Regions from separate parts of the Homo sapiens genome. Here all the other regions are linked to region 3. Evidence: chromatin contacts called from ENCODE Hi-C or POLR2A ChIA-PET data. All regions are on one chromosome and are shown on one strand. The core of a region is the stretch at or near the end of the contact, and the rest is flanking DNA. Distances in the headings are between cores, read along the strand shown. Region 1 holds the start of LRBA (LPS responsive beige-like anchor protein). Region 2 holds the start of MAML3 (mastermind like transcriptional coactivator 3). Region 3 holds the start of OTUD4 (OTU deubiquitinase 4).

Region 1 (3,721 bases), core at 245-2,744, 5.8 Mb before region 3:
TAATTTTTTCCTAAGTTCTCTAGAATTCTTCCTTTGTTTAATCCCACTTTTTGCTTCACTTTCATTTTAGGAGCTAGGCGTATTTTTAAAAAGGCCCTTTGACCTCAAAGGATACACGTGGGTGAAAAACCACCTTCCTCTAAATTTATTTTTCACTCACTAGGAAGAATGGTTTACTGTTAATAGCGGGTGGAAAGAAGGGACACTGAGTATGAGGACCTATCTGTACTACCTAATATAATTTATCTTTTGATCTACTCTGAGAATGACGCGAGCCTAATCTTCACATTGGAAAATCACGAGAGGAAAAAACCCTTCGGAGGTCTACAGGCACAAGGAACCCTGTCTCCACGCTGTTTATAGCAGCTGTCTCAGGAATCCTCTGCCTAGAATGAATGTGGGAGAGGTTTCGTGGCGCGGCAGCTGCAAAGCAAGGAATCTTTCCCATTCCTCGTCGACTCGGTCCCCTCCCCTCCCCTCCCGAATGGCGGCAGCTGCCGAGGTATCCCAGTGGAAATCTCCAAGTCTCCGCCGAGAGCGGCGGGCGGGCAACAGCTGAAAGCAGCCAGGGGTGGGGACTCCTCGCTCCCATTGGGCAGGGACAGCAGCCTCACTGGCTCCAGCGCCGTCACCTCTCTGGCTCGTAGAGGTGCCTCAGGTGTTCTTCTCCAAGTCCAATGAGACACCTAGGCAACGCAGCGCGTGTTCCCTCCGCGCCAAGAGACCCTACGGTAACTTAACAACAGCAGGAGCGCCAAAATCCCCGCCTCAGGACTTGGCAGAAGCACCTCCCGAGGTCCGAGAGTGGGAGAGGGGAAAGTGTAGGCCCTCGGACGGAAGGGTCTCTCCTCGCCGGGCCGGGTACACACCTGGTGCTACCAGAGCAGCGCGCCTAGTGCAGCCGGAAGCCCCAGCCCAGCACTCCGGCTGGCTCGGGGCCCCCTTGGCTGTCCGCGCGTCGTCACCGCGCCCCCGCCGCGCGGCTGCCTCCGCCTTCGCGCCCTCCCGCCCCGCGCACTCGCGCTCGCGCACGCGCACGCCGCGCCCGGCAGCACTCGGCGCTGTCATGGCGGCCGGGAGCAGCTTCAGTGGGCACACGACAGCCGCGCGACCCGTGGCGGGGCGAGCTGTGGCAGTAGCATCCTCACCACTCGCAGCAGCCTCAGCCGCGGCGCCCGTAGCGCCAGCAGCGGCTGCTTTTGCAAAGGCTGAGCGCAGGGGCGGGGCGGGCCAGGAAGCCATGGAGTTCTGTGCAGCCGCGGACTCCCGGGGAGCGGACTAGGGAAACTTGGAGGCTGCGACCAGGTGCACTGACCTCTCTGTCCTCCCTTCTCTCCCTGCGGTGGCCGCTGGGTTTCTCTGGCCGCTCCCCTCCCTTCCTGCCACCACACACACCTCCCCACCCCTTCCCGTCGAATCTCAGGTGCCTGAGAGAGGTGCTTCACTCCTCCCACTGGGCCGAGCATTTAGAATAATCACCGCCCCCTTCCCCCGCCTTTTCCTGCCCTGGATCTCCGCCGCCACCTCGGTCTCGCTGCTCCTGGGCGGGGGGTGAGGACGAGTCCGGAGTATCTGGGTGAGGAAGAACTTTCTACCTCTGTGATAGCTTGTGGGCCCCCCTTCTTTCCTCCGATCCCTCCTTTCCCCGCGACAGTTTCTCTTTCTAGTGCACCTGTGAGGAGAGGTTACCCTGCGCCTAGAACCTGCACGAGAGTGGGGGAGGAGTGAGCCTGTTCGGGGGCCTCTTGGACCTGCCTTCACCCAGAACCCAGCTTTTTGAGCCCGGGAGAAGCGGGTGGCTAGTAGTGGGGTGCCTTTAGTAACTTACTTGACCGACAATAACTATTTCCCTCTTGTCCCCTCAAAACCCTAAAACAAAACCTAGCCTATTTAACATATATTTAATCTTCCAATAGGGTTTGGCGTTGTTGTCAGCCTCGGGGAGAGAGATTGGACAAATATTCTCCAAGAGGAGGAGGGCGACGCCAAGGACTTTCCACATCAACTGCTTTGGGGTATCTCCACAAGTTGGAAGAGGGACCCTTTCGTTTTGCATTGCGTGTGTTGTGCTCATTACCAGTGCAGCGACTGCCGTCCCAGGGTGACTCTGAGTTGTCCTTTATCGTGAGCTAGCAATGGCTAGCGAAGACAATCGTGTCCCTTCCCCGCCACCAACAGGTGATGACGGGGGAGGTGGAGGGAGAGAAGAAACCCCTACTGAAGGGGGTGCATTGTCTCTGAAACCAGGGCTCCCCATCAGGGGCATCAGAATGAAATTTGCCGTGTTGACCGGTTTGGTTGAAGTTGGAGAAGTATCCAATAGGGATATTGTAGAAACTGTCTTTAACCTGGTAAGTCCATGAATATTTTATAAGCATATACTCTTTTCAGTGGGTTGGGGAACAAGATCTTAAAGCTGGAGCCATGTGGTTTACTCACACTGATGGTGACTTTTTTCGTGTATAGGGACACAAAATTCTACTCACCTAAATGAAACAATTTCATCTGTTTTTTAGATTGAAGGGAATTGTGCAAACTTAGATGATCCAGGTTTTGTGAAAGTGAACACATCACTTTTGTGCTAAGGAAATAATTGTTGCTATGGAAGTATTGGGGGGAGGTTCTAGCGGAGGAGTTATCTCTAATTTTTTTTTTCTTGGCTTGTATGCCTAAGTCTGCGTTTCCCTTTACCACTTTAAATAATTTCTTGTGACCTTTTTTTGGACTTGAGAATTAATGTCTTTGATTCTGTCGAAGTTATGTTTTGCTACAATAAGTTTAAAAATTTGTTTGTAGTGCTGATGCAAGATTAATTTGCTGCAAAGTTAGTATTTTTAATTTTGACTAGTTTTATTTTTAGACATAACTAACAAAAGTTAAATTGGTGATGAATTTAGGATTGCATTTAAAGTAATCTTGTGAAAATTGAATGGCAATATGAAAAAAGGAATTGAAGCAGATACAGTATAATTTTTATGTGTTTTATAAATTCATGTCTAGCAGGAAAGCATAGTTAGTCATTGGAAGTTGCTGATTATACTAAGATGAGCTATGAATGCTTTTTTTCGGGTGGGGGTGGGAGGGGGATGAGGCCTCTCTATGTTGCCCAGGCTGTTCTCAAACTCCTAAGTTCAAGCTATCCTCCTGCTTCAGTCTTATGAGTAGTTGTGGCTATAGGCATGCATCACTGTATAGGGCTTAAATTGTTTTTAAATTGAGGTATAATTCATATATTATACAATTCTACCTTTAATTAATTCATTAACTTATTTATTTAGAGATGAGGTCTCACTCTGTTGCCTAGGCTAGTTTTGAATTCCTGGGTTCAGGCGATTCTCCCCTCTTGTCTCCTAAGTAGCTGGAACTACTGGCATGCGCCATTGTGCCTGGCTTGGTTATCATTTATAATGGAGACTTTTTAGATTTCTTTATTCCAGCCTCTCTTGCCCATCAACTTAAAGAATCAAAAGGAAATCTGGCCCTAAAATACTTCCCCCTTTTCTACCTACCCACCTGTGTTAGAGGATAACAGGACCAAATATAAACATGCAGTTAATTGTAATAACTGTTTAGCACCTTTCCCTTTGCCTCTTTTCAAGGTTAGGCTTGTTTTATTCTGGGGCAGTTAATTATTTCTTTCACTAGACCTTCTCTAATGGTCTGGTCACCTGCAGTACAACTTCTAGAATAAGAAAGTAGCTAGATGGAATTCTGGCCGGGC
Region 2 (3,616 bases), core at 820-3,319, 5.0 Mb after region 3:
GAAACCCCGTCTCTACTAAAAATACAAAAATTAGCCAGGTGTGGTGGCGTGCACCTGTAATCCCAGCTACCCAGGAGGCTCAGCCAGGAGAATCACTGGAACCCGGGAGGCAGAGGTTGCAGTGAGCCAAGATGGCGCCACTGCACTCCAGCCTAGGCAACAGAGCAAGACTCTGTCTCAAAAAAAAAAAAAAAAAAAAGAATTAAACTACGGTGAAGAGAGAGCAAAGCGAATGCAGAGTCATAGCTTCCCCTCTGTGGCGAAGCCATGTGTTTCCTGAGTTAATAGAGATATTATTTAGTGAATATGTGAAAAAGATAAAGGCCACTTTGCTACCTCTTTTTCTAATTTCTTAAAATTCTCTACATATTTTCAGAATCTGAACGGGCTCTTTTGCTACAGACGTAGTCCAGTTAAATTTTCTGACTGAGACTTGAAGAAGGGCAGTTTGATACAGAAATTTGTATATTAACTAAATAGCCTTCAGAAAAAGTGTGGCAACTTCAATGAAATATACACTCTCTTAAGTTGGTTTTACTGCTTAGAAGTAGCCTCACACCGTATTAAATATTTTGCTGCCCATTTTGCCATATATCCAGTGAATATTAAAAATATCGTTCACTATATAGAACTGATTAATTGAAGAAAAATATAGCTTCTTATCGCTGACATTATGAGGTTAGAAATAGCATCCTGTGCTAATCTGCAATGCCAAGAAATGAAGATGGTTTAAATCAGATCTCATGACTAATGCATAAGATCCAAAGTTCTTTTATTCCTGGCTATTTTAGAAAACTGGGGTGTATTTTTACCCTAAAAACTAATTCTTAAGATTTATTGAAATAATACAAAATGACTTATAATTAACATCTCACAATCAAGATTTATAGTTTACTGATTATTAGAGAAATAATAATTTCTCCATCTTAATTTTTAAAAATATGTATATGCAATGGTTTAAGTCCATATTCAAGAATATTTGATCCTTAGTTGTTATTTTTGTTTTTAGATAATATCGGGAAAGATAATGTGCTTTAATAAAATGGAAAGTTTAGATTGATTTCTGCAGTTGCTAGTCCATTTTAATTGTACTTATTGTGAATTCATTGAAATGGAAAGAAATATATCCAGCAATAAAGTAGGCCTGTTATTTTTGCTTGTTTTTGTTTTGGTCATGACAAACTGTGAAATGCTGTGTTTTTTCTATAGTTCTAGTCTATGAAATCTGCAATCTTTCCACTTGATTTACGAAGGACCTTAATTACTGCTGTCATTAGCACCTAGTGTTCAAAACAGTCTGTTTAAATGTACTGTTAGTCTCACCTCCAAGTCCCTGCTTGCTTTATTTTTTTCCAAGGGTAAGTAAAACAATAATTGACTTAGTAACAACAATCATTATGTACAGTGAGTTAAATATTACACATTTTTGATGCCTATTTCTATTTATTTAGAATTTGGTATTTGTGTGTTCAGTCTGGCCTAGACTTGGAACAAGTGTCCGTAAGTAGCGCTGTTACTAGCGCAGACTTATTACCTGGGTTTTAAAAACAAGTCACTCATTTGCCTTTTTCTTTCCACATGGATAGGGATGACAGACAACTGCTGTAAAGCTTCAATGTTTCTGCCTGGTCATGCACAGTTCTGCAATATAATGCATAAATGTATAACAACAACTTGGGATCGCTTGATACTTTCCTTGGAATAAGGAAACCCTACCAGGCGCGTCCCCGCGCACGCGCGCGCGCATACACAGACACACACACTCACACACGCTCTCACGCACACACACAGGTCAAAAGTTGATTTATTTCTGAGATCCCCCCAGAATCTTTCTTCTCTCCGTCGCCGACGGCTCTGGGCTTCTCGGCGGGGCGGTAGTGTGGTTGGGGGCGTAGGAGGGGCGCCGGGCGCCGAGGCGACGGAGACGGGAGCCGGGTGCTGGTGCGTGCCGCGCCCGCTCCTGCCGGGTGAGAGTCCGGGCCGGGTTTTGCGCCGTGTCCGCGGGCCTGTCTCACGGCCTCCAGCCGCCGCCGCTGCCGTGTTTACTGAGCTCGCGCGTCCTGATATCACTCCGCTGGCATGGAGGAGGAGGAGGAGGTGGAGGAGCGAGAGGAGGAGGAGGAGGCGGCGGCGGCGGCGGCGGCGAGCAGTTGATCATTGTGATGGTGGCAGGAGCAGCGGCGGCAGCGGCAGCCCAGCCGAGCGTTAGGTGCTGCTCTCTGCGCGGCGTTTTGCAAAGGACTTCACCGATCTACTTTTGCAGTCGCCTCGGACTGTCCATGTGTTTACTTCCCCCAGCCCGAGGATTCGATATCTAGGTTCCTGTGAAATGCAACTGAGCAGCCAAAGTACTTTGAGAACACGGGGCGGCATAAACACCAAAACTTTTTTGTGGAAGGAAAATGCAATAAGCAAGCTTGCCGTTTTCCGATGCGGTGTGGAGTGAGTGTGTGTCGCGCGTGTCCGCACTGGAGGCATATGCTTGTGTGTGTACATGGGGTGTGTTTTTCGGTATGTAGGGAGAAAATGCTTGCCAACCACCGGAAATCTCCTGGAATTTATTAGAAAATAATGGATTATAAAAAGAAGGCAAGCAAGGAGCGGATCTCCCCTTGAGTTGCAACCCGATTTGCTGCTGGCTCAGTTTGTTGTGATTCTTTTTGTTGATAGGTGTCTGATGGTATTCCGATAACGTTCCCCCCTTTTCTTCCCCTTGAGCTTTTACAGTTTAAAAAAAGGAAACAAAAACCACCCCAAAATCTCCCCCCCCGTTTTTTTCGCCCCGTCGGGATCGCCGTTTCCATCCATGTGCTTGCGTCTCCCCCGCGTTCCACTTAAACTATTTTAATCCTTGGACCCAAGGAGGAGGCTGATAGGGGGGTGGATAAAAAAAGTTCTTCCAAAATAGTGTGCCCGGGGAGCAGGATGGGGGATTTCGCAGCCCCCGCTGCTGCCGCGAATGGCAGTAGTATTTGCATCAACAGTAGCCTGAACAGCAGCCTCGGCGGGGCCGGGATCGGTGTGAATAATACTCCCAATAGTACTCCCGCTGCTCCGAGTAGCAATCACCCGGCAGCCGGTGGATGCGGCGGCTCCGGGGGCCCCGGCGGCGGTTCGGCGGCCGTTCCCAAGCACAGCACCGTGGTGGAGCGGCTCCGCCAGCGCATCGAGGGCTGCCGTCGGCACCACGTCAACTGCGAGAACAGGTACCAGCAGGCTCAGGTGGAGCAGCTGGAGCTGGAGCGCCGGGACACCGTGAGCCTCTACCAGCGGACCCTGGAGCAGAGGGCCAAGAAATCGGGCGCCGGCACCGGCAAACAGCAGCACCCGAGCAAACCCCAGCAAGATGCGGAGGCTGCCTCGGCGGAGCAGAGGAACCACACGCTGATCATGGTGAGGGCGCACGGGCAGCGGGCTTGCGGCGCGCGTTGGGGGTGGTGGTGGTGGTGGGGGGCGCGTGGAGCTTCTTACATGGGGGTACAAGGGTCTGATTTGCACGGTGGGTGAGGTGGGCTGAAGCCTAAGGGTTAACGTCAACTTTTCTTAGGGAAAAAGCTGCCGTCGTCGCTACCTGTTAATCTGTCAGGGTTGTCAGATTTGGGGAGGAGGGGGCGAG
Region 3 (4,014 bases), core at 770-3,269:
CTTTGAAAGTTAAGTGAGTTTCTCTAAGTTTTGGTGCAGTTTAAAGACATAGGATCCTCTAATATTGCCTTAACGCTGAGCTATATTTGGGAAGTTGGCATACAGAGGGTCTGTCTTGGATTAAGTCTCAAAATACCTAAAGGATTTCCTTAAACAGGCCCAGGGTCAGATATAACAGGTGCATCACTTCTAATTTTGGAACCAGAAGCAGCCAGCTTAGAGTGAGGTTGTTCTACATTCATTCAGCAGGAGTTTAGATATTACTTTGAGTTTCTCTTTGAGTTTAAAAGGCAAGCTTTTAAACTCAAAAACAAGGGCGATCCATGTTTTAAGTAGTGGCAATACTCAGGAATTTTTTTTTTTTTGAGAAGAATGAGAAGTATATGCAATGTAAGTGTATTTTAAAAAGAAAAGCAACAGGTTTGACTTGAAGCTATATTTTTCTTTTCCGTTTTTTTTTTTTTTTTTTTGAGACGGAGTTTCGCTCTTGTTGCCCAGGCTGGAATGCAATGTTGGGATCTCGGCTCACCGCAACCTCTGCCTCCTGGGTTCAAGCTATTCTCCTGCCTCAGCCTCCCGAGTAGCTGGGAGTAGCCTCCCGAGTAGCATGTGCCACCACGCCCGACTAATTTTGTATTTTTAGTAGAGACGGGGTTTCTCCATGTTGGTCAGGCTGGTCTCGAACTCCTGACCTCAGGTGACCGGGCTGCCTCGGCCTCCCAAAGTGCTGGGATTACAGGCGTGAGCCACCACGCCCAGCTGAAACTATACTTTTCTAAACCTGATTTCAAAGTGTTTCTTCGCTACAACAAGTAAATTTGAGGCAGGGACATTTTTTCATTTAGGTAACGATAACGTTTGTATTCTCTAAAAGCAGCATAATTTGAGATACAATATTTAAACATTAAGAAATCAAAGACGCTCCAAGGAAAGTGAATACATGACTGATTGCTTGCACTGAAAATACTGAAAAGTGTCTAACGTAGTTTTTAAAAAATTTTTGTCGTTGGACTCTCACCACCTGGCCTGCCTTGCCCCCCATTCCAAGGTATTTGACTACATGTCTAAACCTATAGTAATGCTCCCTTTTCTTCTCCCTCTCCTCCACCATAGCCTAAAAGACTGAATTAGTTCCTATGATTAACCATGTATTTAAATAAGGACACCAGATGTTGTATCTTAGCAAAATAAAATTTTGGTGCAACAGAAGCATGCTGGATAAATTCTGGGTTCTAAAGCATAATTTAACTTTGTCAATTCCCTGCCATTCAACGTCGGAGGGTGGGAAGTTGAGCTGAAGCCTCGAGCACTGGTGGAAGCCATGGCCAGTCCAGTCAGCATGTTATCAAGCAATTTACAAGATGAATTTTTTAAGGGGGAAAAAAAAACCCTAACGTCTTCCGACAGTGACATGTCTCTGTGATGGGGTGCTCAGCTACAGTGACAGGGTGAACAAAAATGTCTTTGGCAAAGCCTTCATCTTGCCGTAGTACGTGAGCTGTACTACTAATAGCAATCAGCAGTCCACGGTTGATTTATGGACAGAGTGTGTCGTCCCGCACCGTGCCAGTTCCCGGAGCCTCAGCCAATTAGCTCTATTTTCTGCTTAAGCCGTTAAAGCCACCTCCATGGAAACACCAGGAGAGCAGGCCGGGGGGAAGGGAGCAGACAGGTGCGCCCTCTGGAAAGAAATACACAAAGGGCCGACACTGCGCCGCCGTGTCCCTGGCAACTCCACGCCAGCCCGGCGCGCGCGATTCCCGCGGCGCAGCGGCAGGGTTGGCGGGTGGCGCGCGCAGGTCGCCCCACATCGGCCGGCGGAGCCCCTCGGCCTGCTCGCGGACGCGGCGCCAGTGCAGCGCGAAGCCGGCTTGGGGCGGTGGCGGTGGCGGCGGCGCGCCCGCGCTGTAGGGACTTGTAGTCCGCGCGCCTCCCGGGCACCTCCCCCGGGTAGGCCGGCCAGCGCGTCCCCGCCCGCCGCAAGCCGACTTCCTGCGGCTGCCAAGACTACATCTCCCGCCGTCCTCTCCGCTGTCGGGCCGAAAGCGAAAACAAATTCTGGGCTGCGAGGTGCTGTTCTCTCCCGGGCGCCCCCACCCGCTCCCTGCCCCTCCGGCGCCCTCCAGCGAGGTGGGGAAACGAAAGGCCGCGTCTTTCTTTTTGGTTTCCTCGGCTCCCGGCGTGGGGAGTGCGCGGGGGCGCAGGCCCCGCTTCACCTGAGCCGGCCCAGCGTGCGCGCCAGGGGCGGGGGTTTTCTCGCTTCACACCGGTACGGAGGAGGAAACTTGTGGGGGCGGCGACCCCCGGCCTGGGTCCTGAGTCAGGCAGCGAGGCCGTCGGGAAGTGACTACTCACTCTCGGGGTTTTCCTTAATCCCGCTCCCCCCGTTTGTCGTGGGCGCGTGTTCGCTCCGAGGAGGCGGCCGCGTGCGGACAGCCATGCATTAGGCAGGGCTTCCCTATGCGCCCGGAGAGCGCGGACCGCTGCCTCGGGCCGCCGCCGCCTGCCGCCGCTCGCGGAGCCCGAGCCCCAGCCCGAGCCGCCGCCTGCCCCAGGCCGGGGCGTCGAGCAGCCGGCGGCCTGGCCATGTGGGGCTAGCCCTCGCCGCGCCTGGCCTGCAGCAGGACCAGCAACATGGAGGCTGCCGTCGGCGTCCCCGACGGCGGGGACCAGGGCGGCGCGGGGCCCCGCGAGGACGCGACGCCCATGGACGCCTATCTGCGGAAACTGGGCTTGTATCGGAAACTGGTCGCCAAGGACGGGTCGTGCCTGTTCCGGGCCGTGGCGGAGCAGGTAATTGCGGGGGGGCGGGGAGGGCTTCGAGGGGAGGCGGGGACGGCCCGGCGGGTCTGGGTGGGGAGGCAGCTGCGGGCTGTCCGGGCCGCCCACGGCCGGGGCTGCGCGTGCCCTGGCTGTCGTCACAGCGCCCCATTGTAACGCCGGAGTGGGACGCTGCTTTGCGTCTGAAAGGTGCAAATTGAAACTCGAAAGCCCGCAAATTAACGGGGTGTCTCTCTCCTGATGAAGAGGTAATGAGTTGAGGACAACTTGTGAGGCCTGCTCGGAGCTTGTACAGTTGATTTATTGCTGGGGACCTGGCGACATGATATTTTTTACTTTTGTTCCGCATTCACCTTCCTTCCCTTCGTTTGAGAAGCACCACGCTCACCCCACTCCAGTAAACCAAGTGTTTACTAGAAGTGGTGGATCAAACTTTACTTGTGGAACATATTTTGGTTTGCTGCTGGACTTTGGAATGTAGGGTAGGCAAGCTCGCCCATGTCACTTGAATCAAATGGGCAAACTGCCGTTTGAGAAAACCAGCCTTTTACAAATATAGAATATTTTGAAGGATTTGTCTTGAGTAGGTTCCACCCTTTATTATGCTCTGCTGGGCTGTGTAGGTATACTAAACAGAACTGACTTTTTTAAAAAAGCCTGTTTTGATGTTGGTAGTAGAAAGGGTACGTGTAACTGGAGCTTTTCAAAACCATTTTCTAACACAGTTGCTCAGGAAGATTTTTCTGAATTTTTTTTTTTGAGCGAGCTTATTCCATGTTATATAACACTGTGTGTTGTAGGTGTGCAGTCACCAAAACCCATCCTATATTGAAAAATAGCTGCCGAAGTAGCTGGATAAAAGTTTCTGCTCTGGTGTGTCTTTCAGACGATTCACATGTGCTTTCCTTTGACCTAGGACCTGCTCCCCACACCCCATTGCACACCCCTCCCTACCCGCCTGTGGGGTTTTTATGATGTTTCTGTTTTCTTTTCCCTCACCTTTTTTGAATGCTAAATAACTTTTAAAATTTCTATTTGTGAGTAAATGTTTTACTTAACATGTGGAGGCCAGTCTGTTCTCATTTTTAAACATTGAAAGGCAAGCCATTTATTTACCATAGGTAGCGTAAAATCTTTCTTTAAAACAAGAAATTGATTTAACGGACACAAACCGTTGCTTTATGTTGCGGACATTGTCATTGAAAAATTCTTCCAAAAGCTCCCCAAACCAGG

What was found. A loop is a pair of places that touch in the nucleus more often than their neighbours do. ChIA-PET counts read pairs that join two places held with the same protein, here RNA polymerase II (POLR2A). Pooled maps may share reads with other maps.
Region 1: a map of naive thymus-derived CD4-positive, alpha-beta T cell shows a loop between it and region 3 (19-fold over the local background). The contact joins the promoter of LRBA here to the promoter of OTUD4 in region 3. A Hi-C loop is called at or near these places in 2 of 168 maps with a recorded cell type or tissue (both naive thymus-derived CD4-positive, alpha-beta T cell) and 8 of 50 pooled maps. POLR2A ChIA-PET finds 5 or more read pairs at or near these places in 1 of 52 experiments (activated CD4-positive, alpha-beta T cell).
Region 2: a loop to region 3 is called in a pooled map, with 37 times the contacts of the local background. The contact joins the promoter of MAML3 here to the promoter of OTUD4 in region 3. A Hi-C loop is called at or near these places in 6 of 50 pooled maps.

Annotation. Positions count from the first base shown.
Region 1 is chr4:151,013,057-151,016,777 of GRCh38, reverse strand. LRBA (LPS responsive beige-like anchor protein) reads left to right here and starts at 1,494. Exons shown (of 57, transcript NM_001364905.1): 1 at 1,494-1,576; 2 at 1,917-2,351. The coding sequence starts at 2,136. RefSeq lists a silencer at 925-1,074 and enhancers at 626-1,223, 1,575-1,704, 1,885-2,064.
Region 2 is chr4:140,152,637-140,156,252 of GRCh38, reverse strand. It overlaps MAML3 (mastermind like transcriptional coactivator 3), which reads left to right and starts at 2,069. Exons shown (of 5, transcript NM_018717.5): 1 at 2,069-3,393. The coding sequence starts at 2,926.
Region 3 is chr4:145,178,594-145,182,607 of GRCh38, reverse strand. It overlaps OTUD4 (OTU deubiquitinase 4), which reads left to right and starts at 2,019. Exons shown (of 21, transcript NM_001366057.1): 1 at 2,019-2,793. The coding sequence starts at 2,635. LOC124900794 (a long non-coding RNA gene) reads right to left here and starts at 415. Exons shown (of 2, transcript XR_007058294.1): 1 at 1-415. RefSeq lists silencers at 1,613-2,012, 2,103-2,332, 2,453-2,912 and enhancers at 1,258-2,087, 2,088-2,917.